5 separate regions of the Homo sapiens genome follow, and all the other regions are linked to region 1. A link is an interaction called in ENCODE POLR2A ChIA-PET data of the cell type or tissue named here. Cell type or tissue: MCF 10A. All regions are shown on one strand. Each heading gives the region's core, and the rest is flanking DNA. Links, peaks and the distances in the headings are about the cores only. Region 1 overlaps RIN2 (Ras and Rab interactor 2). Region 2 overlaps RIN2 (Ras and Rab interactor 2). Region 3 overlaps RIN2 (Ras and Rab interactor 2). Region 4 overlaps RIN2 (Ras and Rab interactor 2). Region 5 overlaps RIN2 (Ras and Rab interactor 2).

The links. Peaks named below come from ENCODE experiments on the same cell type or tissue, not always from the same donor. Only the 100,000 strongest peaks of a DNase experiment are listed, where the experiment ranks them.
Region 2: POLR2A ChIA-PET joins it to region 1 with 13 read pairs; 3 of 35 experiments call an interaction of 5 or more read pairs at or near these places.
Region 3: POLR2A ChIA-PET joins it to region 1 with 43 read pairs; 10 of 35 experiments call an interaction of 5 or more read pairs at or near these places.
Region 4: POLR2A ChIA-PET joins it to region 1 with 10 read pairs; 2 of 35 experiments call an interaction of 5 or more read pairs at or near these places.
Region 5: POLR2A ChIA-PET joins it to region 1 with 16 read pairs; 3 of 35 experiments call an interaction of 5 or more read pairs at or near these places.

What each region holds. Positions count from the first base shown.
Region 1 is chr20:19,783,889-19,789,972 of GRCh38, reverse strand. The region is part of intron 1 of RIN2 (Ras and Rab interactor 2); the gene reads right to left. Among named protein-coding and RNA genes, the nearest start is that of RIN2, 29 kb to the right of the region's middle. In MCF 10A, for the core only: a CTCF peak has its summit at 4,901; DNase peaks (open chromatin) are centred at 3,492, 4,352 and 4,882.
Region 2 is chr20:19,925,068-19,931,151 of GRCh38, reverse strand. The region is part of intron 3 of RIN2 (Ras and Rab interactor 2); the gene reads right to left. Among named protein-coding and RNA genes, the nearest start is that of NAA20, 89 kb to the left of the region's middle. In MCF 10A, for the core only: no CTCF peak of the experiment used is centred there; a DNase peak (open chromatin) is centred at 2,571.
Region 3 is chr20:19,990,911-19,996,994 of GRCh38, reverse strand. RIN2 (Ras and Rab interactor 2) reads right to left here. Exons shown (of 13, transcript NM_018993.4): 11 at 4,696-4,827; 12 at 153-316. Among named protein-coding and RNA genes, the nearest start is that of NAA20, 23 kb to the left of the region's middle. RefSeq lists an enhancer at 3,119-3,990. In MCF 10A, for the core only: a CTCF peak has its summit at 1,542 (motif pointing right); DNase peaks (open chromatin) are centred at 1,544, 2,934 and 3,724.
Region 4 is chr20:19,931,910-19,937,993 of GRCh38, reverse strand. It overlaps RIN2 (Ras and Rab interactor 2), which reads right to left. Exons shown (of 13, transcript NM_018993.4): 4 at 2,795-2,895. Among named protein-coding and RNA genes, the nearest start is that of NAA20, 82 kb to the left of the region's middle. In MCF 10A, for the core only: no CTCF peak of the experiment used is centred there; a DNase peak (open chromatin) is centred at 2,923.
Region 5 is chr20:19,955,539-19,961,622 of GRCh38, reverse strand. RIN2 (Ras and Rab interactor 2) reads right to left here. Exons shown (of 13, transcript NM_018993.4): 5 at 4,816-5,008; 6 at 812-923. Among named protein-coding and RNA genes, the nearest start is that of NAA20, 59 kb to the left of the region's middle. RefSeq lists enhancers at 2,151-2,882, 2,883-3,614. In MCF 10A, for the core only: no CTCF peak of the experiment used is centred there; a DNase peak (open chromatin) is centred at 3,182.

The DNA of each region.
Region 1 (6,084 bases), core at 1,141-5,140:
TTGAAGGAGTCTTGGATGATTGACTTGGAGAAAAGAAAAAGCAGGGAAGCCTCTGTCATGTGAGTGGAATTAGACTTGCTCAGTGACAGATAAGAGGAGAACCAAAGGAGAGAAATTAGAGGAAGACAAATTGCAACTCGAGGTGAGGAATCTCTGGCTAGCACTTTGGGACTGGGTGATTTTCTCCTCATCAAAAATATTAAAGCACAGACTGAACAACAACCCATGGGGATGCATAGAGGGGACTGAAGCACATGGCAGGGAACCAGGCAATAGTTGGATGTCCCTGAGAGTCCTACGACCCCATGGGAGGAGGCAGATTGGAACAACAGTTATAAGATTAGGAGCCACCTACAGGGAGCAGGCAGCTAAAGCTACAAATAGGTAAAATGCCCAAGATACCAACTGCAGCAAGAGAAAGTAAGTAAACCACAGAAAGAATCTTGTACAAAATAAAAGAAACTAGGCAAGATAGAGAAATCATAAAGGACTAGGAAGAAAATTAAGAGTGTCACATAACAAAAGACAAGGGAGAGGAAATTCTATTGAAGTATAATTAACATACAGTAAAGTGCACACATCTTAAGTTAAAAGTATTATTTTAAAAAATCTTCGCATATCCCAAGTTCACGAAGATATTTCTCTTGTATTTTTTCTAGAAGGTTAATTGTTTTAGTTTTAACATTTAAGCCTATGATCCATCATAAAATCATTTTTGTGTATGGCATAGGAATCAAGTTTTATTTTTTTCCTCAGGAATATCAACTGACTAGCGCCATCTGTGGAAAAGACTCTTCTCCCGCCTCCACACCCGCTTAATTGCAGTGTAGCCTTTGTTGTAAGCCAAGATACTGCATTATCTTGTAGCTCTGTCTCTGAACTCTCACTTCTGTTCCATTTACCTATTTGTCTATCCTTGTTCTGATGCCACAGTCTTCATTATGTAGCTTTATAGCATGTCTTAATAATTGGTAATGTAAGAGCTACAGATTTGCTGTTGTTCTTAAATATGGCTTTGAATTTTATAATTATTTTTCAGTTTCACCTACAGTTTGGAATTAACTTGCCAATTTAAACAGAAAATAATTCTGCTAGGACTTATTTGAAATTTTAATGAGTCCGTAGATCACTTTGGGGATAAATGACATCTTTAAAATATCTCAATCCATGAACATGGTATGTCCTTCTATCTATTTAGGTCTTCTTTAATTTCTCTCAATGTTTTGTAGTTTTAGTGTGGTGTTCTTGCATATCTATTGTTAAGGTTTTTTTTGTATGGTACTGTAGATCACATTTTCTATTTAATTTTCTACTTGTTACTAGTATATTAACTCCTGAGTAATGGCAATTTTAATTTTTTTTTTTTTTTTCGAGACAAAGTCTTGCTTTGTTGCCCAGGCTGGAGTGCAGTGGTGCCATCCCAGCCCACTGCAACCTCTGTCTACTGGGATCAGGTGATTCTCCTGCCTCAGCCTTCCAAGTAACTGGGATTACAGGTGCCTGCCACCATGCCTAGCTAGTTGTTTTTTTTTTTTTTTTTGGCAGAGACAGGATTTCGCCATGTTGGCCAGGCTAGTCTTGAACTCCTGACTTTAAGTGATCTGCCTGCCTCAGCCCCCCAAAGTGCTGGGATTACAGGCATGAGGCAATGCACCTGGCCAATTCTTATTTTCTAATTTTAATAACATTTCTTTCTTTTTCTTGCCTTAGTGTCCTGGTAAGACTACCAGTATATTGTTGAATACAGATGACAGAGTGATAGATGCTATAAGGTGACAGTGAATAAGAGTGATAGGGCACGCTTGTGTTATTCCATACATCAGAGTGAAAGCATTAAGTATTTCACCATTCAACATGGCTTGCACATACCCTTTGTCAGATTCAAGTGGTTACCTTTCCATGGTAGTTTGCTGAGATCGCACTAAGTATTTTTAATCTAAATGTTAAATTCTACAATAAAAACACAATAACTTATTTGGAAATACAAGTTAGGGAGGGGTGTAGTACTTTACATTACTGATAGAGGAAGTCTTCCTCTATTTGGAAAAGACCATCACCTGGGATAGATGGAGTAGATCTGAGATTGTCTTGTGTAATGCATAGGGTAGTAACATGGTTGCCAGTAAGCACATGCTTGAGTCAAGCAGTTTAATACCTGAACTGTCTATCCTCCCCTTACTAGATCTATGTCTCTGGACCTGGAGCTTAAAATACAAAATCCAGAAAGCATAACATAATGATAGCACTAGCTACCACTTATTGAGCACTCAGTATATGCTTGACATTGTATTAAGCCATTTATGTCTATTATTTCATCCAATCCTTGCCATAACCTTCATAACAACAGATGAGGCAACAAAGGCATGAGAGATAAATTTACTTGCCTGTGGTCACACAGCCAGTAAGTGAGGGAGCCAGGATTCAAACCATCTGACTCCATGACATTAATCACTACACTTTTGCCATCAGGAATAAAATCTTCTCCCTCTAGCCCCGCATTTGAGGTCATTTCTCTCTCTCTCTCTCTTTTTTTTTTTTTTTTTTTTTTTTAAGATGGAGTCTTGCTCTGTCGCCCAGGCAGGAGTGCACTGGTGCGATCTCAGCTCACTGCAACCTCTGCCTCCTGGGTTCAAGCAATTCTCCTGCCTCAGCTTCCCAAGTAGCTAGGATTACAGCTGCACGCCACCATGCCCAGCTAATTTTTGTATTTTTTTAGTAGAGATGGAGTGTCACCATGTTGGCCAGGCTGGTCTCGAACTCCTGACCTTGTGATCTGCCTGCCTCGGCCTCCCAAAGTGCTGGGATTACAGGTATGAGCCACTGTGCCCAGACAGTCATTTGTCTTTATTATGGCCTAGAATGTTAAATATGTTTGCTCACCATAGAATTAACTTGAGAGCTACCCAATGTTGGGTTTCATTAGAAATCCTTGAGACCAGCAGCCACATTTTTAGTCCCTATGTCCTTTTAGCTTTATCCCATCCAGAAACAAAATAAATAGCTCTCCAGTAACCTATCCTATCATTTACTTTCACCAAAAGCAATAGATACATAAAGCTTTGCAAGTACAAAAACAGAAAATCACTGGAAAATAACTCAATTCTTTTCCACTGGAAAGGTTAGCATGTAAGCTAAATCTAGAGAGGAATATAATTCTTCCCCAAAGAGACATGTTCTGTCCTATCAACTTCCGCTATAAAAATTATCCAAAACAGCACTACCGCAAAAGGTATTAGGCATAGTCACTACACTTTCCCTAGAAATGATGGCTTCATGCATCTTCACGCTTCATGCATCCTCATTATCTATTGCTATATAACTAGTCACCGCAAGACTCAGTGGCTTAAAACAATAATCATTTTATTATTGCCATGGTTTCTGAGTGTCTGGAATTCAGGAAGGGCTTGGCTGGGTTGTTCTGGCTCAGAGTCTCAAATGTGGTTGCAGCCAGATGGTAACTGGAACTGGAACAAAAGGCAGAGTGTGTGGGGGTGGGGAACGGGAAGGTATGGCTGGAACAGCTGGAGACTGCTACGGTATCTCTCTCTTTCTTCATGTAGCTTCAGGGCTTTGTCATGTGATCTGTTTGCCCGGGGCTAGTTTGGGTTTCCTCATAGCATGGTAGCCTCAGAACAGTCTAACTGCTTGCATGGCAGCTCAGCACTCCAGCAAGAATGTACCAGACAGCAAGGTGGAAATTGCACTATCTTTTTCTTTCCAAATTATCCTCAGAAGTAATGCAGTATTATTTCTGCTGCATTCTATTGGGTACAAGTGAGACACAAACCCACTCAGACTCAAGAGACAGGCATTCAACTTTACCTCTTGATAAGGAGGTGCCTAGGAGAAGGTGTGGGATGGGTGATGACATTGTGGCTATGTTTAGAAAAATACAATCTGTCCCACAGACTGAAGTTAGCAATGCACTGGAAATCTCACAGAGGGGGAAGCCATTCCCATTCTCATTTTTCACATGTATAAACCAAGGCGAAGCATTTCTAAGCTGCTTGTGGTCACACAGAGGCAGGGAAGAAACTATCACATGTGTTACTTTGACATATATACAACTTTAATGATGAATATAATGTATGAAAATTACTTTTTAAAGTATAAAATACGGCATCATTTATGGTAGTCATTCATTACAATTTGAAAACATCTCTGAAAAGTTTATCTCTGAAAGTTTGACATATTACCAAGGAGAATGAAGCTCTCCTTGGAAAGTTTAATCCACTCAACTTGATCTTCCCTGGGAAAGTATTTGGGTATTTCCTAGTCTCATATAATAGAGAACTTGGCAAGTAAAAATGATAGCCAACATTGGCCTTGCACAATGTTCCCCACTGAAATAGCCAGTACGCTTATGGATAAGAAATGCTTGCCTTGGGCTGGGGTTTAGAAAACATAGGCCTGTGGATGGGAAAAGGCAACAGTTCTTGTCCATCTACTGTCCACTGAAAGGATGTCCTGCCTGGCAGCACAAAAGCATCTGCAAACTGAATTTCCCCATTTCCTCTCCGGAGTTCAGTCAACTCTCATTTCACTTCATCCTGGGTTTTGCCCATTTTAGTTCTGATTTTTTTATTAAAGGTTGGGTTTTTTAGCATATGAAAGTTCTTATGTTAGGACATTTAATTAGTGGTGGAATGTCATTAGTTTTCTTTTGCTCTGGTGTGTGTGTGTGTGTGTGTGTGTGTATGTAGAGGGGTGAGAACATTGACTAGCTGAAATGCTTAGATTCACAAACTCGTTTCTTCTGATTGCAGCTTTGCTTGCACGTTGTCTGCCACTTTCTGCTCCTTTTGTCATCTATTTTCTTTACTGGATCGTGAGTGAGAGTTGATGTAGGCAGGGGACAGCGTGTGGGTGGTTAGCCAGGTTTCTTGATTCAGATGCGCCCTCTACCGTTGATAGAGTGAAGTGTAATTTCTTTATTGTGCTTACTCTGGAAGAGGGGAAGCATGTCTGATTTTGCGGTTTTCTTTGATCTCTGAAGGACCCTTTATTTTATTCTTTTTGCCTTCTTTCTGGATATCACCAAGTCTCCAAGGGGCAGTGCCCTTCCTAGTTTCCCTCCTCTCTCCCAGTAACCTCGCCTTTCCTACGGCTGTAGCCTCCAGTCTCACACTGTCTGGTATTCCCACTCAGGATGGGGCCTGTCCTTCCAGGGGTAATGTGATCTGGGCTGCATCACCCCGGGCTATGCACACTCCTGCCCTTCTCCACTTGTCCTCTGTGGTCCCCGCCCAATGCTCTAGACAGGGGCGGGCTCCGGAGCCTGCCTGGCTGGACCTGGATACTTCTCTCACTACTTACAGGAAATTTGAAGTCTGTAGAATTTTGTCTCTTAGTAATCCTGAGGGCTTGTGTAAACAATGGTTTTATTTGCTCTATTTGTTGATTTGGGTAAATTTTTTTAAGTTATGGTAAGAGATTTGGATGCAGGCAACCACCATTATTCTACTGAAATTCAGAGTTCCCTATGTGTTTAAATAATAATGCCATTTACTGTGCTAAAACATCCATTTACCCAAATCTATTTGCTCTTCACAATACAAGCATTTCTTAGTGCAACAGTATATATAGCTTTTTAAACAAGGAACCCTTTGTAATAACTAAATGCATACACACACACATACACACACACACACATAATTGTTTAAATTCCTTTCTGACCACTATAGCATACTTGAAGCTACAATTCTTAGATATCATCAGCCATCACCAAAACAAGCAAACTTCCTACATCAACTGCATCAGCAAAGGGCACAGCACCCTTGATAGCATCTGCTGTCCTGAATAAAACTACAGGTTGCAGGAGTTGCTGGCAAAGCCGCATGTGATTTTCCAGTTGCCTTGGGGTAGCAGGCAATTGGCCAATTTCAAGCAGCGCCATCCGGTGCCACGTGCCAGCCCTGCTCTGACACACTGTGTCCGTCAGTGTCTCACTGTGCTAACCTGGCCTCGGCCCTGGAGTAGACACTGCAGGTGCTGCTCGTGTCCCCTCTTCCACGACAGCCTGCTGGACTCCACACAGCCAGCATCCCCGTCTCCTTGCCTGAGGGTTCCTCTGGCTCTTGGAAT
Region 2 (6,084 bases), core at 437-4,436, 140 kb before region 1:
TGGATGAAAGTGTTCACAGGTCAATGGGCTCGGTCACGTGTGAGATTTTATTTATGTATTTATTTTGTAGAGACACTTTCTCACCATGTTGTGCAGGCTGGTCTTGAACTCCTGGCCTCAAGCAATCCTCCCACCTTGGTCTCCCAAAGCTCTGGGATTGCAGATAGGCACCACCGTGCCTGGAAAGATTTTATTTCTTAAAATGAAATGGCGAAATGATGACATTTGACAGTGCTGAGTGATGGGTATTTTAATATGGTGTGTGGTTTTCTGTATGCTTAAAGTACTTTGTAAACAAAATTTTAGGAAAACAAGAAAAAGAAAGGGTGGTGTGTATGAAAATGGAAGGAGTGAAGGGACTAAAAAGGTAGAAGCAAGGAAGGGGTTGAGGGGAGTTTGGGTACGTCTGCTGAAGCCCCACCACCCTGGGACTAGGCCCTGCTTCATTCTGGACCGTGGCTGTGGCCCCAAACAGGAGAGCCACACACCTATCAGAAGCAGAAGGCCTTGTGAGGGAGGGCCGGCCACAGCCTCTGGCAAACCTCAAAGAGAGGACTCCCACCCCAGCAGGAAGCCCCGTCACTGGGTACATTTCCCTCTCCACACTTTGGTTACCTTCACAACCATCATACTGATTTGAACATAAAAACCCCAAATGGCCTTGATTCTCATCAGAATGGGCATCAGTTGATTCCCTTCAGCCAGGCTGTTTTTGTCTGGGTACCGCTCTTGCCGATGCTGTTGGCTGGATCTCCAGACCTCCAAGTTTCCTCCTCAATTCCTTCTCTACATCTGGCCACACACAAGAAGCTGACGGTGTCTGTGGCTGTCACTTAGCGGCACTCCCATGCCAAGTCACCAATCATGCCATGCCACCTATCTCTAGTGCAGAGGAAGGCACCATTGCCATGCCACCTATCTCTAGTGCAGAGGAAGGCACCATGACCCCAAGGCACGAGGGTGGACAAGCACAGAGGTTGCACTTGGCTGGATCGCTGTGGACCCTTCCCTGCTGGATGTGGGGACTTTTTTTTGGTCCCTCGCATCCCCCCCAGCCCCAGCCCCCAGCAACTTTTCCCTCCCCTTCCATTCAGTCCTGACTCACTTGTCCCAGAGTGCAGAGGGATTTAATCTCACAAATGGACCAGAGTTTAGTGTTCCAGGGCCAGTCCTGCCTCTCAGAATCATGTGTATATACCCACTGGGCCCTCCGCCAGCAGCAGTTAGCATCACAAAACACTTCCTCCCCTCTGACGGTTGGATTTTGTCCCACTGAAGGGATTTTGGGTGTTTTTTTGAAGTTGTTTTTGGACAAGTTTGTGTTGATTTATTTGTTTGTTTCTAATTCTCACAGACTTTCAATCTCATCCCTTACACTTGCTTCTTCAAAATTTCCTTCTTTGAGGGCAGAAATAACTTGTCACCCAACAAAGGAGGCCAGTTTTAATGTCAGCTTTCCCATGACAAAGCCAATAGCAGTTGGTGCTACAGGCCCAGTGTGGTGGCTCATGCCTGTAATCCCAGCACTTCCGGAGGCTGAGGTGGGCGGTTCACTTGAGGTCAGGAGTTTGAAACCAGCCTCGCCAACATGATAAAATCCCATCTCTACTAAAAATGCAAAAATTCGCTGGGTATGGTGGCATGTGCCTATAATTCCAGCTACTTGGGAGGCTGAGGGAGGAGAATCGCTTGAACCCGGGAGGCAGAGGTTGCAGTGAGCCCAGATTGAGCCACTGCACTCCAGCCTGGGTGACAGAGCGAGACTCTGTCTCAAACCAGACCAAAACAAACAAACAAACAAACAAACAAAACCCAAAAACAAAAACACAAAAAACTGGTGCTACTAACTGAAGTTTCTCCAGACCCACTTACACAATCCCAGCCTCTAACACATCCCTGTACCTGTGCAGAATTCCTGCAAGCATGGGGAGGGGCTGTCTAAACATCTGCAAAGCTGGTGAGTGAGTGCTGCTCACTACACCCCTGCTCGTCTGTGGACACCTGGGAAAGTGGTGGCAGAGCCACCTGTGATTCAGTGCAGCCAGAGGGTCAGATAGGACAAGGCTGACAAGGCACAAAGTTGGTGAGACCATGGTTCTTACATCAAACACCCAGCACAGCTGCATCATTCCCAGAAAATCCCACAAGCAGTGACAAAGACCCCAACCCAAGGGATAGCCACCTATCCTTATACAGCACAGCAGACCTCAACGGAGGTCTTGCCGGGGCATTGCCTGTGTTTGTTTTTCCCTGCAGGCATGTACAGCAGGACAGAGGGGTGATGTGTTGCCTTTAGAAGCTGGGAGAGAGTGGGCTGCTGGCCTGGCTGGGGACTTCCAGGGAAGAAGAGGGGGTGCTGGTGACCACAAGAGGGAGAGGAAGGCAGGTCAGGGGTTGGGTCCACTCCCTCGTCCTGCATTCGTGCATAACACACCTTGAGAAGCCTGAGGTGTTCACCTGAGTGCTCCTGCATAAGAGCTGGCATCCTGGCCAAGGGCAAGAGAATAACTGGAGAAGGCCCAAGTTCTTTCCCAGCCCTTTGAGGTCACACCCAGGGCTGGGCCTGGGCAAGGCTGGGCCTGCTGAGTTCCAGTCTGGTGCAGGAGTCTACAGTAATTTGTACCATTTTGTAATCATTCTGCATAATTTCTCAGTAGGCGGGGACCTCATCCAAGGGGCCATTCTTCAGGCAGCAACTTGTGCAATTTCGAGGCGGTGTGGCCTGAAGCTCTGACTGGTGACCTGACAGCTGGGAGTAGGGGTAGGCATACCAGCTTTTGGCTCAGAAAAATCTGTCTTCAAATCCTGTCTCGGGCCCCGGTTGGCTGGGTCGCCTTGGGCGACCCATTTGGGTGCCCTCATCCTTAAATCCCCAAAGCTAGGGCTGATGATGTCAAGGGAAGGTCATTGGAGGAATAAAAAGGACAATGAGATTAAAACACTGCAACAGGTCGGGCACAGTGGCTCACGCCTGTAATCCCAACATTTTGGGAGGCTGAGGTGGGCAGATGACCTGAAGTCAGGAGTTCGAAACCAGCCTGGCCAACATGGTGAAACCCTGTCTCTACTAAAAATACAAAAATTAGCCGGGCATGGTGGTGTGCACCTATAGTCCCAGCTACTCCGAAGGCGGAGGCAGGAGAATCACTTGAACCCAGGTGGTGGAGGTTGCAGTGAGCCGAGGTCATACCACTGCACTCCAGCCTGGGCTACAGAGTGAGACTCCATCTCAAAAACAAAACAAAACACTTCAATAGGCACCTAAATACTCTCTAATCCTCTTCCTATTTAAATGATCTCTTGGCCGGGAGCAGTAGCCTACCCCTATAATCCCAGTGCTGTGGGAGTCTGAGGCAGGAGGATCACTTGAGCCCAGGAGTTTGAGACCAGCCTAAGCAACATAGAGAGACCTTGGCTCTACAAAAAAGTAAAAAATTGGCTGGGCGTGGTGGCTCACGCTTGTAATCTTAGCACTTTTGGAGGCCAAGGTGGGCAGATTGCCTGAACTCAGGAGTTTCAGACCAGCCTGGGCAACACAGTGGAACCCCGTCTCTACTAAAATACAAAAAATTAGTTGGGCATGGCGGCATGCACCTGTAGTCCCAGCTACTCAGGAGGCTGAGGCAAGAGAATTACTTGAACCTGGGAGACAGAGGTTGCAGTGAGCCAAGATCACGCCACTGCACTCTAGCCTGGGCAACAGAGTGAGACTCCATCTCCAAAAAGAAAAAAAAAATTACCCAGGCATGGTGGCATGTGCCTTGTAGTCCCAGCTACTCAGGAGGCTGAGGAAGGTGGCTCACTTGAGCCCAGGAGTTCAAGGCTGCAGTGAGCCATGACGGTGCCACTGCACTCCAGCCTAGGTAACAGAGTGAGACCCCATCTCTTAAAATAAATAAGTAACAAATTATCTCTTTATATTAATGGCAATTGTTATTAACCAGAGAGCTGATACTAAAAGACACTTAAAATGGATTCATGTACCTCCCCTCCTGGAAAGAGGCCATTTAATCACCAGCAGCAGAGACCTGGGACTACAAAGAAACAATGTCCGCGGAGTCCAATCTCCTCCTGCCTGTCTGCTCAGAAGCCTCTAACCTAGAGATTTGCCCACTAGGCGCTGAATTTCCCCTAATAGAGAGAAAAGTTGTTGTATGCTTCTTTGCATGCATAGGAAGCTGCAGGGAGGAGGGAAAAGGGAGGAACCCCAAGTCTTGTTTTCTTTCTTTTAGGGTTAGATAAAAGGAGAAAAATTCTCTTGAAGGTCAAGTAAAAGTCAAATAAGAAAGTGCTTATAGCACAAGTCCTGATACAGCGCTCTTCAAATTCCAAGTCTCATTCAGGAATGTTATCAGTGGTTTGAAAAGGGATGTGTTGCTGATATGTTGAAGACTTGAAACTTAGGGTGTGGGAAAAGTCAAGTCCTTGGCTCCCAGCTATGGAATTTCCATTCCCCAAGTGCATCAACTTGGCCTTGAGGTGTGGTAAGCATTTATAATCCGGGAATCAGCTCTGCGGTATCAGATCTACCTCCAGATCCTAAAAAAACCGCATTACCCAAACAGTTCCCTCGACCATGTGCTTCTGCTTGGCTGAGGAGCCTCCTGGTGTGGTGGGTACCTCTCATGTTGGGGTTTTTCTAAACTAGTCTGGAAAATAATGAGCTTCCTCCAAACTTTCAAATGACCTTTGCCCCCAGGAACTGTCACCTGGAAAACAAAAACGTAATGGAGGCTTTTCCCCTTCACTTGCAGAGGGGCACCTGGACAATGATGCAAGCACACCTTTGGAGAACATTGCTTCTTTTCTTTTAACTTTGTGTATTACTCCTCCCAAGGGTGTTTGCATTTATATTTTTGATATTTAATTGTAATTACAAATGTCACAAATGAATATATTTTAATTAAAGAAAATAAATGATTGTACTTAAAAGTAATCTCCCTTGACCATCACCCATAATCTCCTTCACCTACTCAGATGTAACCACTGTTATCAGTTTTGTGTGTATCATCCTTGAATGGTATCATCTGTGTTTTCTCCAACCAAAGGAATTGTACTGGCTTACTAATTTCACTCGACAAATTGTAATGAGGTTTATCCACACTGATACACGAAGCCCTGGTTCATTTGTTGTAAGTGGGAACGGTTTTCCACCATAGGGATATACCACAATCCACATATCCATTCTATTTTGATAGAGGCTTAGTTGTTTCCAGAGTTTTGCTATCACAGGCAGGGCTGTGATGGTCACCTGTGTGTGTGTTCCCTTGTGCACTGTGTGAAACCTCAGAGAAAATGCTGGAGCCTATGCATGTAGCAGGTTCTGAGCTGGTGCCACATTGCTCCCCGGGTGGCTGTGCCCTTCTGCACTGCCCCTGCCATCTGTGAAAGTGTCCACGCTGCTTGTCAATGATTGATATTATCAAACATTTAAGCAGACCAATCTGATGAGCAGAAATAATTTTTGTTTTCATTTGCTTTGCCCTGATTATATTTTTATCGTTTATTTCTATTTCCTCTTGCAAGGAATTGCCTTTTCATTCATCTGTTGCCTATTTTGTGGTTTCTTGATTTTTTAAAATTAAGTTGCATAAGTTGGTTGTGTATATGAATCCATTGTCTGATATGTTTCACATATGATCTCTTTCATTGTTTTTCTGCCTTTTAAATTTTCTTAAGCTTTTAATGATGATAGAATCAAATTTATCCAAGTTTTCAATATGGCCATTGCTTATTGGCCCTTGCCTAGAAAGAAGTTCCTCATCTTGAAGTAATAAAGTCTCCTTTATTTTCTGCTAAGACTTATACAGTATATACAGCTTTGCCTGTTTATATATGATGTATTTATTTATTTGTAGTCCTTTCATTCATCTGGAATTTAGTTTTGTGCATGGTGCAAAGTCAGGACTAGAGAGCAAGGAACAACTACAACATGGCCAGAGCTGGGTTCCCCCAGCCTGTTAAGCACTATACCCTGGGTTGGCTCTGTCTGCCTGAGGCACCTTCTGCAGGCTAAGGAATGTGCCCAGAGGACAGCTTTTTTTTTTTTTTTTTCCACAAATTTACCCAAAGGCTGAGGAGTGG
Region 3 (6,084 bases), core at 1,345-5,344, 210 kb before region 1:
GATCAGTGTAACAAGGCCAGAGGGTGGTTTGAGATATCCCTTTCCTGCCAAATAATTCAACACAGTGGGGACCTCTGAGCTGGGATGTGCTGGGTGAGCCAGCTCCGCATTCCTGGAGGACGAAGGAAGCAAAGGGGTGGCCAGCTGCACACCTGGAAGTCGTCCACAGAGGGGATGGTCCGGTTGGTGGTTCTCCGTTTGTGCCACTGCCTCAGGGTGTCTCTGGTTTCTGAGCTGAGCAGTCGCGCTGCTTGTTCTTCTTGGAAATTCTTTATCAGAGAAAGTGCTCCATATGCGCTTGTCAAGTAATAGCCTCCTGAAAAGAGCAGAAAGAGTGGGTCCTCCCAGTGCCAACCTCCGCTCACGGGTGATAACAGGGGATGCCAGCGTTAGAAGGCATGTTTTGTATTTTTAGTATTTCTTCAACATGCATTTCCTTGTGGGATCACAGAAGCACACACCCAAGAGCATGGCACTCACTCCTCCATCCATCCCTTCACACAGCCATCCCACAGAGATTTCTGGAGCGACCCAGGCCTGGGAGGGGCCAAGGGGGCACAGACAAGCCAGGCTGACAAGGTTCCTGTTTTTCAATGATGGGATTTCCATTCTAGTGCGTGAGACTGACCAAGCCACTAAAGTGTTTTTTTTGTTTGTTTGTTTTTTTGTTTGTTTGTTTTTGAGACGGCGTCTTGCTTTGTCACCCAGGCTGGAGTGCAGTGGCACAATCTCAGCTCACTGCAACCTCCGCCTCCCAGGTTCAAGCGACGCTCCCACCTCAGCCTCCCGAGTGGCTCGGATTAAAGGCATGCACCACCACGCCTGGCTAATTTTTGTATTTTTAGTAGAGATGGGGTTTCACCATATTGGCCAGGCTGGTCTTGAACCTTGGCCTCAACTGATCCACCTGTCTCGGCCTCTCAAAGTGCTGGGATTACAGGCATGACCACCATGCCCAGCCGAAATTATTAAAGTGCAATTATGAAAAATGTTTGCCAGGAGTAGTTGGGGTATTAAGGCCTGACGGGGAGGTGGGGGGAAAGTCAGGCGTGTGAGGTGATCCAAGGCCAGTATCCCCTCCATCAGTCCAGACTCGTGGCAACACTTGCTCTTGGCTTTTTCTTTTAGAAATTGATATTTTCTATCTCTGATAAACAAGAATTTGGTTTAAAAAAAAGTAAAAAGGAAAAAACGCAATGAGTATTTTCTAAATCTTAAGTAAACTATACACTTTGAAAGAACTGTTCGCAAAAATGTGGACACTTCAAAAATAATTTCTCTCCCTTGATTCCCTTTCTTACCCCCCCCTTCCTTTGGGACTAACATAACATCTGGCATTTAGGATAAAATAATTTACAGGAAAGTGATGTTCCTGTGATGGTGTATTTAGGAATGATCTCTTATGTTCTTGAGGAGTGTAAAAAGGGCTGACGACACTGTAAGATGTGTATGTATTCCTTCATAGTTTTTGTCCTAACATATAATTAGGTGCCTGGGGAGGAACTTATGGTCTCTGCGCTGAAGAGCCACTAGGGGTCGCCCTGAATGTTTATTAAAAATTCCCTAATTGGGCACAGCATATTTTAGATTTAGAGACATTCTTTGTCAAAATACTCATTGAATCTCTACTGTGAGCCACAGCTACAGAGAAGAAAGTAGGTTTGTAAGAAATAGAATCTGAGTCCCCACTCTCCAGAAGTTTATGAATGTGTTTTGTTTTTTTTTTTTTTTTTAAAAAAAAAACAGACACTGGCAATTTATTCCTGCAGGGACCAGAAGTTAGTTTGGCGAAATGAGTTTTGTGCAGAAGTGTCACCTTTAGGGCCAAAGTATTTAGCTTTATTCATGTGAGACCCTGCAGAAGCCTCTCTCTGGTCAATAAGTGGCAATATGCAAGATGGCAACTGTCCCCTCCATGTGGATCAGGAGCCACACGCCCTGCAAACTCGTGCTGGACATGAACACGAGAAAGAAAAATACCCTTCTTGTTTTCAGGTTGCAGATGAAGACTTGAGGTTATTTTTTCCCGCGGCATAATCTGGGTCACCCTGAGCCATGCACTTTCCATTGATCACATGTCAAGCTTTTTGTGTATAGAGTGATCTGAAGGGTTTTCCAGACCTTGCCACCTACAGTATAATCACCCTAGTTAAGAGTTTTGAATTGTTGATCTTTACCAAATATTCGCCCCACAAACAAATCAGCATGTGACTGTGTGTGAAACTCAGTAATCCAGAATACAGATGCTACATGGAGAATTTCAGGAGAAATCAATATGAACATAAGTATTCAGGAAAGGCCGTATGGAGGGTCAGGATTTGAGCAAGGACTCGGAGAACTGTTACAATCTTTGTGGGGGTGGAGGGGGGCTCCTTTGGACTTCAAATTTTAGACTCCCTAGCTCTCATCTGTTCAGGACGCTAAGGAGAAAACTCAAATGCTGGAAGCACAAAATTGACCACACTTTGAAACATGTGGATGCAATTAGAGAAGGTTTTAAATTTCAGCAAGACTATAACCCTACCACAAGAGCTGTGCACTTCTAAGGGATTCTATGACGCCTTTTTGGTAAATGAGAATACCTGCTTAAACAGCGGAAAACAGACGTGGCTGCTACCCCGCAAACCAAAGAGGACTTTGGGCAGGCACGGAAAAGTCCAATCTGTATTTTTGCCACTGCTCAGTAGCCTCTTCCTCCCAGGCTGCATAGCTTCAGTTCGATGCTGTGCAGGCCTGGTCTGTGATCACAGCCAACCCAACTGGGCCGCCTACTTCCCAAGGAAGGCAGCCAAGAAGCCCCAGACACGGTTAAGTGGAAGCAGGCTCTATTTAAGTGCGAGCTCACCAGCAGCTTTTGTATCCTCACTAGCTGTGCCCTTGTCTTTCTTGTGGGATTCGTGGAGGAGAAGACAGCCACCTGTCCATTAGTCATCAACACAGGGCCTTGCCCTGGGCCAATCTGGGAAAGGGGCAGGAAGTAGCTGTTTCTATCCTTGAGCCACAAGATACAAGCAATGTTTGTCCTGAGTGCACATTGTCAGCAACAGAATCGACTTTCTAAGTGAAACCGGCGTGTCTTTTTCCCCAAAGCCCTAAGAGCTCTACATACTTATATTACTAGAATTAAACATGATCGAAGCTCGAAAAAGAATAACCAAACCCCAAACTGTATTAATAACAAACATTACAGTGGAAGGAAGGAAAGCATGCTATGTAGACTAACATGCTTCTCTTGGTCCCTGGGCAAAACCACATGTTTGGCCTTGTCCTGTCTAATCCCAGGGCAGAGCAGGCAAGAAAAGCTCCAGGGAGGGCCTTGGAGGCTCATCGGGGAGTGTCTGGTTCCATGGTTAGTAATATTAATAAGGGGACAGAAGAGGCTAAAGGGTGAAAGCATGAAAGAGGCCCATTCATACCTGCCTGGGATCGGGTACGGGAGGAGAGATATTCATCCCCCATCCTGAGTCAGCACTACCCATGGTCACGTGGGAAGGGCATAATCGGGCTCCAAGGAGGGCGGTCCCTCCGACAGGAAAAGTTAAGGCCTGGTGAATTCACATTACAGGACTGAGGAGACTAAGGGGGCACATTCTGGGGGTGGTAAAAATGCATTTCATTCCCTCCAGGGAAAATGCTGGGATGACTCATTCCTTAGGGAATCCTGTCAGAGATGGACCTTTCTACTCAAGCCCAGACTGAAACTCACGGGAAAAAAAAAAACGAAACCGTGACAATCCCCCCCAGGGCTTGTCTGGGCTTTTATCTGGATATATAAAAATGGATTAAGAGGATTCACAGTGCACAGGCCCTGATTTGTTCTCCTTTGAAAAGATAAGCTCACATAGAGTCCCAGTTATTTCTGCGTTTCAAGGCTGTGCACTACTGTGCCAAACATCCTAATCATTTCCATGTAAAATACCTAAGCTATGTGTAAGGAGAAGGAATTTCTGCTAAGACATGTTGGGGTTAGGCAGACACAAGGAGAAGGAACCCGAATGCCAACGTAAATTGAGAGCAAACTGCACAGATTCCACACCCCTGTATTTTTACTATAAAAATGAAAAGATACTTAAAAAAAACTGGAAAAAAATTAATACTGTTTTCACCTTGAAAACGAAATTTTAAAAAATAAAAACAAAGCCAAGCTTTTATCCATTTCACTAATATAAGAGCAGGTTATTTTCCTGGCAATGGAAATATCCTCAACAAAAGTTTATAATTTCCTCTTGGAGCCAAAGAAACCATTTCTTCCAAAAAAAATGGCATTTATTCTACTGAATGTATTTTTTTTATTGCCATTAAGCAATCTTAGTGAAGTATAGTTAAGATGGGGTTATATTTTTTCTTTGTGTTTTTCCTGACTTTTCCAAATTTTCTACCACGAGTGTGTATTACTTTTGCAATCAGAAAAAGGTTAGTACACTCTTTTAAATTAATAAAAAATTCAGTTAACACTTAAGATGTCAAAAAAGCACCCAAGTAACTGCTTCATGGGTGCAGAATTTTATTTTAGGGTGAGGAAAATAGTTTGACACTAAATAAAGGTGGAGAATGCATGACATTGTGAATATACTAAATGCCACTGAATTATTCACTGTAAAATGATTAATGTTATGTGACATGAATTTCGTCTCAATTATAAAAAAATGAAAAAAATAGCACCCAGTTCCTTCAACTTTTCTCAAAAGCAGTTACCTTCTCCATGTAACAGCGATGGGTCTAGGAGCTCCATCATGTACTCGATTTCAGTGTCCAATTCAAGCATGTCACACTGGGCTATGACATAGGTCAGGACTGGCAAGAAGTCATCAGCGCCATACATCCTCCCTGAGAGCAGGAAGAGAAGGAGATGGAATATTTTTACCAACTTTTCTTTCTTTCACATCCTTCTTGCTGCTTTTATTAGACAGCAAGGAGTCACTCTGGGGGGAACTGTGCTATTTATAAACAGAGGTGAGTGTTTCTGGAATCCTATGTAGCCTCTGACCCTCCCAGCTGCTAATGTTAGAGACCAGCCCTTACAGTTTCAGAATGAATGTCTATGAACCAATGAACACATTACAGATTTTCTCCCTACTTTTATAATTTGTATAAAATTATGTGATAGAACAGAATACTCGTTAAAATATTTTAACTTTCAGCAAACAAGATTATAAAATGCTTACAAAATATTTACTTATGCTAATTCTTTGTGTCTTACTTCCTCTTTCTTGCTGTGCACATTATTTACAAACATAATGACAAGGTCAAACTCAAACCAGGAATAAGCTAACTTTGCTCTGTATTTAATGTGAGCACACAGTTAATTTCTTTAAACGTGCCAATTCAGTACATGTTGAATATACACATTGATTAATGGAAATATATGGCAAAAAATGTTAGTGTTTACTTCTAGTTTTCTTTACATCAGTGGTTCTCAACTGGAGATAATTTTGTCCCCCAGGGGACATTTGGCACTGTCTGAAGACATTTTTCATTGACATAACTGGAGGGTGGGGATGCAGATGACATCTGGAATGCTGCTAAACTTCCTACAGGAAGCAGGGCAGCCCCCAAAAGAAGAATTATCCTGTCTACATTAATGTCTTTAGTGTGTGTGTTGAGGAACTGTGCTTCAGAAGAGCATAATCCTTCTGAATTATTTGGGGAATTCAGATATTCAGATATTATTTGGGGAATTTTTATAAATAACTGTGAACTATAGAAAATATGTTTCCTATATGTGAAATATGCTTGCAAACTTGTGAGGTGATGTTCACTTGCTATCATTACCACGCCCAGGAGCTCATATTTTAACTTCTTCACTCAACAATTCCCAAAGTGCACACACATTCCTGTCTACTCAAGCAGTGGTTAATACAGCCTGTGTTTTCTCTCTGCTGCTTCTCCATTAAGCAATTTCACTCAGAAGAAAAGTTCGTAATCGTCTTCAGAATTACAATAAGCTTACTGAAGACCTGGGACAATGCAGGGCTCCATTACTATCCAGGATTCATGGTTACCCCTGCATCTACAGGAAACAACAAGGCTAAATCTGAGGGCTGGCTTTCCAAGATTGTAACTCTTCGGTGAATTTCAATTATA
Region 4 (6,084 bases), core at 1,288-5,287, 150 kb before region 1:
GGGAGGTGGGCACTGGCCATCGGGCCAAAAACTGACATCTTCACTTTCCATAGCCTCATTCTGAATGAACTTCCTTCCATTTTGATTGTAGGCAACAAACCACAGTAGTAGTATCACGACCTGTGATTTTGTCACCAACAGAAACCACAGAGGTTTCACCGTTGTCACAGCTGTTACAGAGATTGTGTCATTTATGCCTATCTGTCACATGTAAAACAGAAGCACCTATGCCATGGAAGCACATGCTGAAACACACACTGAAACATTCTGATCACTGGACTTCACTGTAATTGTTTTTCCCATGACATCCTATATATGTTATTTTATGCATTCAAAAGATTATTCAGAGAAGGAGTCCATGGCACAAGACAAAGTTAAAGATCAAGGTTATCTCAATATTAAGCACGAAAGAGCAACCAAACACTAACACAGCTAGAGTAATAGTGATTCCTAACCTAGGGACTAGCTTGGTGCTTAATCTGGTATTCCATCAACTAAGGAACCATAGACATTTCGTGGTGGCTGTGGTGGGATAGGCGACTCCCTATCCCAGCTCACACTCACAGAGTACGAAGCTGCAGAGGAAGCTGACGGCGGTGCATTTCCTGCAGCCGTCAGACGTGCAGAGCCAGGGGCCCGGGCGGTGCTCGCCACTTCTTTCTCCAGGGGTTTTGCTGAAAGCAACTCTGCTACCTACTGGTCTGCTTTCCTCTTCCCTCCTCTCCCCTTTGGCTGCTGCTCTGTGCCAGGCTGAATTGTGGCCACAGCTATGCTTTTCCTTGATCTTAGAAATAACTGAACTGGCCCTCCTGACAGCTCCATTGGACAAAATGGAGAAATTAAAACCAAACTCACTACTTCTAAAAAATCAGCAAGACACTCCAGCACAGAAGCCAAAACTGTGTAGCTTTTTCCCCACAGCACACAGTTTCCACATCAGTCAAATGCAGGCCCTAAAGAGCTTTCCCTCCTGGAAGTGCTAGGAAGATTCCGTAAGTTAGTCGCTATAAGCGACTTAGAACAGTAGTTTAATATGAACAGTGTTGCCACATGGCCAACATGATCTATATTGTTAAATAAAGACAACTCATCTTGCTTTTTCCTCTTTCTTTTCTGTTAAAAAAAAGCCAAATAAAATGCCTTTGCAAATGTATAAATTCATGAATTAAGCAACATAGCATTCAAAGTGACATTCATCTGGGAAAAAAGGCTGTTGTGGACTGCTTACAGTTATTCTTACCTCTGAAAAGGAAAAGATGGAAGGAAATGTTAAAGATTAAGCAACCACCCAGCTCTCACTCTAATACCCACCGGAGTCAGAAAACAAGATCTTGAGGGCCCCTCACATGTTCAGAACGTCCTTCTCACACCCCCAAAATCCCCTGTGCTTATATGCAGGGGAAAGGTTTCCGCCGCTCTGTGTCTGGGTGTCTGTCATCTGTGGAGCTTGGGGTTGATCTCACAGAGCCGCCTTTCCTGGCTATGAAAGAAATCAGTGCTACCAAAGCTCTCTTTTCTGTTGTTATCAGCCTAGACTCCCAATTAAATTTTAGCTCAACAAGGCACAGGATAGAGAAATTCCCTGGCTAAAGTTCCACGATGTTTGAAACTACTCTGGAGGTGAGGCAGAGAGTCACTACCTGAAAATCATTGTGCATTTGTCTAGTTTATGGGGAAAAAATAAGACTTTCACACTGAGGTCAAGAACAATCATAGAATGCTGGGTGTGCTGCAAGGAGCAGGGGGACCATCTGGTTCACCCCCATCGTTTTGTAGAGAAGGAAAGGAAAGGAAGGCACAGAGAATTAAGGGTGAGTGCTGTTCCCCCAGAGACATCGGGTATCAAAGTACCACCTTCCAGCTGCAAGTGCCTCCCTGGGATGTTGCTCTCTCCCGTCAGCGTATGGCGGAACTAGTCGGGCTGGTTTGAAACTTGCCTGGACAACCAGAACCATCTGGCTGGCCTGCCTGTTGCATGACTTGCAGGCAAAACCTACTCCATAAATCTCAGCCTCACACTGCTCCAGGCAGGCTCAGCCCCACTTTCTGGGAGAAAGGGGAAGCTGTTAACAAATCTGGCCTCTAAGGCACGAAGTGTCTGTGTCTTTTTATAGCCATTATATTGTTATCTTGTTAGCATCAAAGTTGGAAGAAGTCACCTTCAACTTCCCACCACCCCCCGACCTTTGCACCCCCTTTCTCCAGGTACAGACCAGTCCCTTGCCTCCTATTCAGACGGTGTGCAGTATGTGCACAGGTATCGCCTTCAACAGCACAGCACGCCGCCTTCCCTTTGTATCGAATTTACAACCACATCCAGTTTCCAATCACTGCACGGCTTTTCAGGTTAATGGTTTTTTGGAGACTGCTGGGGTTTTTCTCTGACCTGAGAATGCAAAATGAGTCCATCCTCTTTAGCTGCTCCCCTGTAAGCCTTCTGGAGACTCACACGGCTACACTGAATTCTACTTTGCACACGCTGGATCTTGCTGCATTACTGTTTCCATCATTGGGAGTAGGTGGATATGGCACAGACAATTTTAGGTTTCCGGGTTCTGGTGCCAGGAGGAATTGAGAGAGTATAAAGTTCAAGTGCCTTCAAAGTGATTAAAATAAACAAGCAGACAACTAGTTCCTAGGCCACTCCCACCTCCTACAGAGGATTTCATCTAGAGCTGCTACCACACTCCCAGCTCCCAGACTTCTGAGGAGTGACTGCAAGTCAGCCCTTGGCAGTGCCAGGGTTCACTCGATCCCTTTCTCGCACCCATCACCTAACCGTGTCTCTGGTCACCTGTGGGTTTCAGCGGGTTCCAGGCCATTTTCCAGGTTGACATCTGTCCGCACCATCTCCTGTTTCAGTTCTCCGATCTCCGAGGCAATTGTGTCAATGAGCTATTCAAAGACAAAAATAGTATGACGTCAGGAAGTGGAGAGGCGTGGCATGCCCACAGCGCCCGGGGAACTCAGGCTTTTCAATAGGAACAGAGATGACCATCTTTTTCTATTTCTTTTTTTTTTTTTTTAATCTTGGCTCTGTGAATTTCCTCTAGCCAGAGGAAAAAATAAAGGGGGAGGAGGCAGCTTCTCCTTAGAAAGGGGAAGAACTTAGGTTTCGGTATTGTAATAAGGAAAAGAATATGACACCCAGTTTGTTAGGTTTCAGTATTGTAATAAGGAAGATAATATAACACCCAGTTAGCTTTCTCAACATGAATATAGACGGGAATAAATACATCCTGGCAAAACCGGGCCTCAATATTCATTTGGCAAGGGAAACCCTCCAAAGGAACCCCCTTTGAAGGACTGAAATTCATACAATGATTATTTTGTTATAGAAATGAGTTTATTTAAAAGATATATCCAGCTTACATATTGATTTCTGACGACATCAAAATGATTTCTTGTTCTATTCTTTGCACTGCTGTGGAGAGAAGATTGTTGGGGAAAGGGAAGAGAAAGGACTGAGTGAGGCTGGGGTGGATGAGTGGGGAGGAGGGGAGTGGGCCCCAGGGCCATCTAGGGGAAAAGGCGGCCCCATCTCAGATCCCCACCTATCCATGCACCTGCATCTGACCCTTCAGGCTGGTCTAAAATCTTTCACCCTCCTATTCACTCATTCAACAGAGTCTTTCCTGGCGCGTACTAGGCACTGTAAGTGTACAGTGGCTGTTCTCAAGGGTGCCACTCTGCTCACTATTTTTTGAAAACATAGTAATTTTCCATACAAACGTTATTTACATTAACAGGTAACAGGTCCATTATTGTTTTAAAATAAGCGTTATTAAATTCCTTCATTTTAATTTCTAAGATGGCAACTATTTATAGATATGATCCATACAAACATAAGTTCTTTGGGATCCTCAATAATTTTTAAGAGCATTGGCCAGGCATAGCGGCTCTTGCCTGTAATCCCAGCACTTTGGGAGGCCGAGGCAGGCAGATCACTTGAGGTCAGGAGTTCAAGACCAGCCTGGCCAACATGGTAAAACCCCATCTGTACATAAATACAAAAAAATTAGCCAGGCGTGGTGGTGCGTGCCTGTAGTCCCAGCTACTCCAGAGGCTGAGGTAGGAGAATCACTTGAACCCAGGAGATGGAGGTTGCAGTGAGCCAAGATCATGCCACTGCACTCCAGCCTGGGCGACAGAGTGAGGCTCCATCTCAAAAAAATAACAACAACAATAATAATTTTAAAGAGCATCAAGGGGTCCTGAGGCTAAGAAATTTGAGCACTGTTCTCACTAAAGAGAAATGTTGTCTTGTCTCAGGTAGCTTTTATCCCACCCAGACTCTGGGAGGGAAACTTCACTTGCGCTTAAAGCTTGTTCTAAAATGTGACCCCATCTATTCACTCACTATTTCGACAAACTTTTATGGGCTCCCGCTTCATGCCAGGTACTGCAAATGGGGAGTGGAGCTGAGAAGATCTCAGTTCTCATGGAGATGAGATTCTGGTGGGGCAGAAAGACACCAGAACCAAGCACTGAGCAGTTCCAGAATGAAGACAGGTGAAGGTAATGCTGTGGGAGCAACAAAGGGGCCAAACAGATCAGGGCGGGTTGGTCAGGGCAAGTCTTTTTTAAGCGATAGAGCCTTGAATGACAAGAATGCCATGAAAAGATCAAAGGAAGAGCCCTCCACATGGAGAGAAAGTTCTGGAGGCCAGGAAGGTGTGCAGGAGGAGAGGCAGGCAGGGATCAGATCTTGCCAACTTTGTAGATCATGGTATTCACCACCTTGAGTCTTCCATGATAAGAACCATTGGAAGGCCTTAAGTAGGAGAAAGCCATTTTACATCTGTTTTATGGTCTAAACCGATCACCTTGGCACTGAGGTGGTTGGAAAGGGCAAGATGAGAAACAGGAAGACCAGTTAGGAGCAACTACAGTGGTCTAGGCAAGAGATGATGCAGCTTGGACCGAGGTGGTAGTGGTGGAACTAGAAAGAACGGGGGAATTTAGGAACAATTTGACATAGAAATTGATATAATTTGATGGATTGAATGTGGGGGTGGTAGAAAGAGAATAATCAAGGATGGCTCCGAAGTGTTTGGTTTGAGCAATTAATAAATGGCATTGCCCTTGACTGAGATGGGAGCAATGGGGAAGAATTAGACTTGAGGGGGAAACTGCATTGAACTTCGGGCAGATTAAATTTATTTCAGTTGTTTATCAGCCATCAAATAAATCTGTGAAGTAGCTTCTGACACTCTGGATGGAGATTTTTCTGTTTGGAAGTCACTGGCATGTGTGGCTGGCATTCTAAAGCACTGTGGCAGGGAGAGATTATCTAAGGAGAGAGGTCGATGGAGAAGGGGGCCCAGCAGATAGCTCTGGACACTCCCAGGACTTAGAGGTCAGAAGAAGGGAAGCCAGCCAAGCCCTTCATGCTTGATCCATCCCCTCGGTGCCTGTGACTGCAGTAAGGACCAGAGGGGGAGCTTCCAGAAGCACTGGGGCCTCGAGAGAGGAAATGATTAGGAGATCCTATTTTATACATATCTCTGTGGCAAAGTTTTTTTAAAAAGTCTGACAATGCCAAATACTCTAGGATGTGGGAAAACAGGATCCCCCTTGTCTTTCTCTGTTTCCTGTTGCTATAACAGAATACTACAGACTGGCTAATTTATTAAGAACAGAAGTTTATTTGGCTCATGGTTCTGGAAGCTGGAAAGTCCGAGAGCATGACTCTGGCATCTGGTAAGAGTCATCCCGTGGCGGAAGGCAGAAGTGAGTGGAGACAGGGAGAGGAAATCGGCCAAGCTCATTCTTTTTGTCAGGAAACCACGTCTTTGAAAACTAACCCGCTACCAAGATAACGGCATTAATTCATTTGTGAGGGCAGAGCCCTCATGACCTAATGATCTGTTAAAGGTCTCACCTTTTAAGACCGTTACAATGGCAATTAAATTTCAACATGAGTTTTAGAGGTGACATTCAAACCATGGCACCTCTTACACTGCTGGAGGAATATTACCCCCAGAGCTACTTTGGAAAGCAATTTGGCAACATCTTGTAGGGTTAAAGATACACAAACCTATATGTGTACTTTAGAGACTAAACTTGCACGTGGGCCCAAAG
Region 5 (6,084 bases), core at 886-4,885, 170 kb before region 1:
ACCTTCAGCTTCTCCAAATGCAGGAGGTGAGGTGCTGGGAAATCGGGAAGCAAGTGGGAATCCCAGGCTCTGTCTTGCTTCTGAGCTCTCTCCTCCTGGCCTGCTCCTCCCACTCCTCCCCCTTTGATGTGCAGATCCATCTTCCGATCCTTTCTTGGAGGCTGGCAGTACATCAGAACTGGGTGTTCCCTTTTTTATTTAAAATTTGGCCTCCCGACACTTCACATTTCCAATGACCAATCGTGGAACAGCAGAAAGAAAACCAACACTTCTGAACACCACTCTCCCTTCAAAATGTTCATCAAAAGGTTGGATTCTGCCTCTGATTAGCTGCATTTCATAGAAGACTGAACACTGATTGCCTGGAGGGAACAGGTCTGCTCAGGGATTATTTATTCACGAAGAAGTGCAGACACATGCTTTAGGATTTAGGATTAGCGTGAAAGGGCTCTCTCGCTACAGTCTCCTTGCAACTTAGTCACTGGCAAACCTGGGAACTGAATTCATGTTCCACTTAACTGGGTAGGGGGAGAGGAAGTCAACCTCTATTAGTTCCCTACCATATGCCATGCAGTAGGCTGCACACTTTATATTCAGGTTGTTTGACTCATTAACATCTCAGAGGTTACCATCATCCCATTACACAGATGAGAAAACTGAGGCTCCTGGAGTAGGTTATCTGCCTAGTCATTCAGTGCCAAGACTCAGGCCCATATCTGCCCATCTCATAACCAGAGCTCCTTCCATTTCCACTCCCTGCAGAGCCCCGTGGCCCTGTCAGTCAGGACCTGAGCATCCAATGACCACTTACTGTATGTGCTTTCCTTTATGGCAAATTCCTTGAGTGGGGCCCCAAATTCACAGGGCAGGCGGAGGGAGAGGACTTTCTTCTGCATCTTGGTAGATTTATGAACCAGGAAGATCTAGTGGAGGGAAAAGAAATACAAGCTTTAGGAAATATCTAGAATGTTGGAACCCAAGCATCTGGTTTCCCTCACACTCAATGAATAGAATCCCTTCATATCCACACTGCATGGCTCCCTGCAGGAAACTCTCCTGCCATAGAAAGGGGTGCTCAGAGCACAGGCTGCAGACACCTTTGTTCATTACTGCCTCCAAAAGAATCCTGCTTTCCCTCTGACAGAAGCTTCTCCATGGGGCTAAGAACTCCCCTAGTCTGCATAAGCATTTTCAGTTCAGTGACTGTTTTACTGCTGGAGTTACGGTCTCCAGCCCCTGTCTTATATGAGTTATATTCTGTAGCCCCTGTCTTATATATCTTGGTTGGTGAAACCTAAATTCTAAACACAGGTAACATGACTAAACCATAGGAATTGGCATTTCATTGGTTAACTTGGCTTATGAGGATATTTACAATAGAAATTTAAGTTTGTGGCCAACAGTGAAAAAGCAGAAGTTGCTTTGTTTTTTGTTTTCAAATTGAAATCTGAATTTCTAGCTCCTCTTGGAAAATGAGATGATATAGCAAGACCAGGCAACAATCTACTGGAGCTGAAAAATGGCTGTTCCATTTGGGTGGTGGGTGGATGCACTCTGAAGTTCACCCCGGTGGACATGGAGGCTGTCCATTTATTCCTGACTCACTTCACATTCTACCAGTTCCCTCAAGATCCTAATATTGTCTTTAGACACATGCTTTAAAACAGTTCAATTCCTAGTGCTGATCTCAGGACACCATTCTGTCCCTCATCACTGCAGAGTTAAGTATGCTGTGTACTGTTGTGTAGGCCGTGCACTGCACAACTCCAGGAGGCACCATTCACCTAGCCTACAAATGAAGTGACTCTCCCTGGAGTATGGCGTGTGGCAGCCCAGCTGAGTCCTGGTTCCCTTCTGTGGAGCATGGCCCTTCTCCTATTCTGTCTGTCATGCTTCTTTAGCTACTTCTCTTTCCTCTGCATTTAAACACCTTACTCTCTACCTATTCTCTCCCCTACCTTTCTATAGCCTTTCATTTTTTCCCTGCCTAATCTTTGCTCCTCTCTTTATCTCCAGTTGATATCTCATAAGATACTTTATTTGGGGGGTGGGAAGATGGGTATGGGACTTGGGTATCTGGTGAAGAATGAAGCTGGAAGACCGTGAGTTCTCTTTTCTCCTGGCACCATGGGGATGCATCCATAGGACTCATCCAGTAGCAGGTTCTGGGAGTCAGTGCCTCTGGGACACCCTAAAACTGAAGCAGATGCTTCCTAAATAGCATCCAGGGGGGTAAGAGGCCAAAGCACTGTGGAGAGGCAGCTGTTGGTTGTTAGGAGAGGAAGTAACACTCCCTTTTCCAAGTGGAGATCTCCCTGAGCCTTGGGGTTGGGGAGTGCAACCTCTAGGCCTTATTTTTTGGAGGACTGCAGCCTTACGTTATATCAGGGGTTGGCAAAGTCTGGCCTGCAGACGAAATCCATCCTGCCATCTGTTTCTGAGTAAAGTTGTAGTGAAATACAGCCACGCTCGATCATTTACATATTGTCTATGGCTGCTTTTGCATGACAATAGTGTAGTTGAGTAGTTGTGACAGAGACTCTATGGCCTGCAAAGCCAAAAATAGTTTACTTTGCCCTTTACAGAAACAGTCTGTGGACCTCTATCTTAGATTGTAGAATAATTAAGGATGGGCACCCCAAGAGCCCACTTCACTCATGCCACCATGGCCAGTCTCTCAAATCCTCCTTTTTCACACACTTTTAGCCACCTGCTTTTCTCTCTCTTCTTTATTTTATTTAATTATTTTATTTTTAGATGGAGTCTTGGTCTGTCATTCAGGCTGGAGTGCAGTGGTGCAATCTCAGCTCACTGCAACCTCCACCTCCTGGGTTCAAGCAATTCTCCTGCCTCAGCCTCTGGAGTAGCTGGGGTTATGGGTGCGTGCCACCATGGCTGGCTAACTTGTGTATTTTTAGTAGAGACGGGGTTTCGCCATGTTGGCCAGGCTGGTCTCGAACTCCTGATCTCAAGTGATCTGCTCGCCTTGGCCTCCCAAAGTGCTGGGATTACAGGCCTGAGCCACCATGCCTGGCCTCTCCCTTCGTTATTCTTGACTGTCCTGGTCCACGTTACTCCTGTCCTGGCCCTGCCCTCAACCTGCCCAATCTCATCAGGCAGGCCCTGTGCAGGGATCAGGCAGGTGGATGGAGAGAACATGCCTGGCTTGTTTCCCATGCAGGTTTCAGCAAGAGTGGACGTGCCCTACCTTGGGAGGGGGAGCTGGGCAGGCTGTTGCCTAGCTCTGCAGCAACTTCTGTCTTTGGAATGTTTTGCAGAAATGCAAGAGCAGACAATTCAACTGGCTGAAAGTTAGGCTTCACAGAAGGTGAGGAAATCCTGATCCTATAGAACAAAACTAGAGGCAGCAGCTCTGTGTTATGGCCAAGGGATTCTCTGCAAAGATGAGAAAGCACCGTGCCTTGTTCCCCTGAGCATGTTCTAGCAGACGTCTTAGTTCTACCTGTTTCTGCCTGATGAGGAATAAAGAAAGATTCATATGTTTTTTAAAAAGTGAGAACAGACAGACTCTGACTGCTAGGAAACTCAAAAAGGTATTTAGTGCCCAATTCTTATGACATTCCTCAGCTAGCTACTAATGGGATTTTCTCCTTGCTTCTCCATCTAGTTCTTAGTTTCTATCTTGTGTTGCGTGTTAAGTATTATTTTATCTGTGACTTATTGTATTTATCCTTTGGAAGTAGACACTGTACACAAATGCCGTCCACTATAACTTTGTACTACAATGACAATGTTCCAAATTTTGCACCATCTAATATGGCAGCCAGCCGAGGCCAGAGAGCACTTAAAATGTGGCTACGGTAACTGAGGAGCTGAATTTCTAATTTTATTTGCTTTAATTCATGTAAATTTAAACAGCCACATGGGGCAAGAAGCTACCATATTGGATAGCACTAGAGATACCAATCACTTTTTTTTTTTGGGGGGGACAGATTCTTGCTCTGTCGCCCAGACTGGAGTGCAGTGGCACAATCTCTGCTCATGGCAACCTCCACTTCCTGTGTTCAAGTGATTCTCCTGCCTCAGCCTCCTGAGTAGCTGGGATTACAGGCGTGTGCCACCACACCGGGCTAATTTTTGTAATTTTAGTAGAGATAGGGTGCCACTGTGTTGCCCAGGCTGGTCTAGAAATCCTGGCCTCAAGTGATCTGTCCGTCTTGGCCTCCCAAAGTGCTGGGATTACAGGCGTGAGCCACCGTGCCCGGCTCCAGTCACTTTTTTGAGGACCTTCCACAAGTCGTGGAGTGGTCTGGATGGGACGGACAGTGGTCTTGGATAGACAGTAGCTGAGGAAACCATATTAGACTTTAGTCTGTGTGGAAAGCCCAGGGAAAAGAGGACTACAGAGCAGGCAAGTCTGTGGACACAGAACTTTTGAAGGCTGGGTCCCAAGTTGGATGGCTGGACCTTGGCAGGGCTCCCAGGCTCAGAAGGAGAGGAAGGTAGCAGAGGCCACCAAGGATCTCAGACCCAGGCTCATCCTCAGTGTCCAGGCTCAAGAGGTCAGACCCAGGCTTCTGGCCAGTGGCCCCTACTCGCTACCCAGATGCTCAGTTCTCTGCTGGATCCTTGTACCTCCCATGGTAACTGAGCAGATAAAGACAGAAAGACACATCGTGAAGGGCTCTGTTCCTGGGTTTACAGAATATTTCTGCATTGAAAACCAGTTACACATCAAGAGACATGCTCCTTACAAGCTAGGAAGAAATTTCTGGAACTAACTCCAAGTGTTTTTCTTTAAGCCGGCAGCAGTCCTGCCTGCTTCAACCTGCTTCCCGAGGTTCTGAGTCTTACCCCCGGAGGCTGGGCCTGCAGGACCTCTGCTGCCTCCTCCTCACTCAGACTCAGCTGCAGCCATATGGGGTGGGTGTGGAGGAGCCGGTCCAAGATGCTGAGCCTGTTGGAGAGGCTGTCATAGCCTGAGTCCCGGGCACAGGTCTTCACGTCCTCTTCCTCGGAATAGCCACCATCCTTGTGTCTTACCATGCTAGGAGAAAGAGAAGCGGCACGGTCAGCTGGCTGCAGTACCATTTCCCTAACAAGGAGACCGTCCCTACAAGTTCATAGGCCAGGCTTGCCACCGCACATACCCCATCTTGTGATCGCCCCCTTAATCATCTTCTCTTCCAGACTGAAAGCTTTCTGAGGGCAGACACAATGTTTTATTTTACCCTCTATCTCTAATATTAAAAAGAACACTTTGCACTGGGCAGACCTGACCTTCTATTCCTAACCCCATTTTCAAAAGTTCTAAGCATCCTAAATGCCATTTATTCAGGCTTTGTCTTCCGACATAAAACATTTCTTTTTTTCTTTTTCTTTTCTTTTTTTTTTTTTTTTTTTTGAGATGGAGTCTTATTCTGTTGCCCAGGCTGGAGTGCAGTGGCGCGATCTGGGCTCACTGCAACCTCCGTCTCCTGGGTTCAAGTGATTCTCCTGCCTCAGTCTCCTGAGTAGCTGGGATTATAGGCGCACACCACAATGCCCGGCTAAATTTTTGTATTTTTAATAGAGATAGGGTGTCGCCATGTTGGCCAGGCTGGTCTTGAACTCTTGACCTCAGGTGATCCGCCTACCTCGGCATTCCAAAGTGCTGGGATTACAGGCATAAGCCACCCTGCCTGGCCAATATAAAACATTTCTAACTTTGAGGACAGAACCCTAAATGCGAAATAGCATGGATGGTAACCGTGAGTTCCTAATGCTCAGTAGCATTTCTCATAAGCACAACCATGCCCCAGTCTAAAGGCAAATGCACTCACACAGATTTATTTTGTACCTGAATGATTGGATTTTATTTCTTCTCACAAATCTAAGCATTTTTATTACTGACATTATTTATAATAAAACCTCACAGAGGAGTGATGCTGTGCTATTCGTAAAATCATGTCGACATTACTCATAATAGCTAACAAGCGGAAACAACCCAAATGTCTGTCAGCTGATGAGTGGATGAACAAAATGTGGCCAAGTGTGGTGGCTCACGCCTATAATCCCAGCACTTTGGGAGGTTGAGGCAGGCAGATCACTTGAACCCAGGAGTTTGAAGCCAGCCCGTGGAAC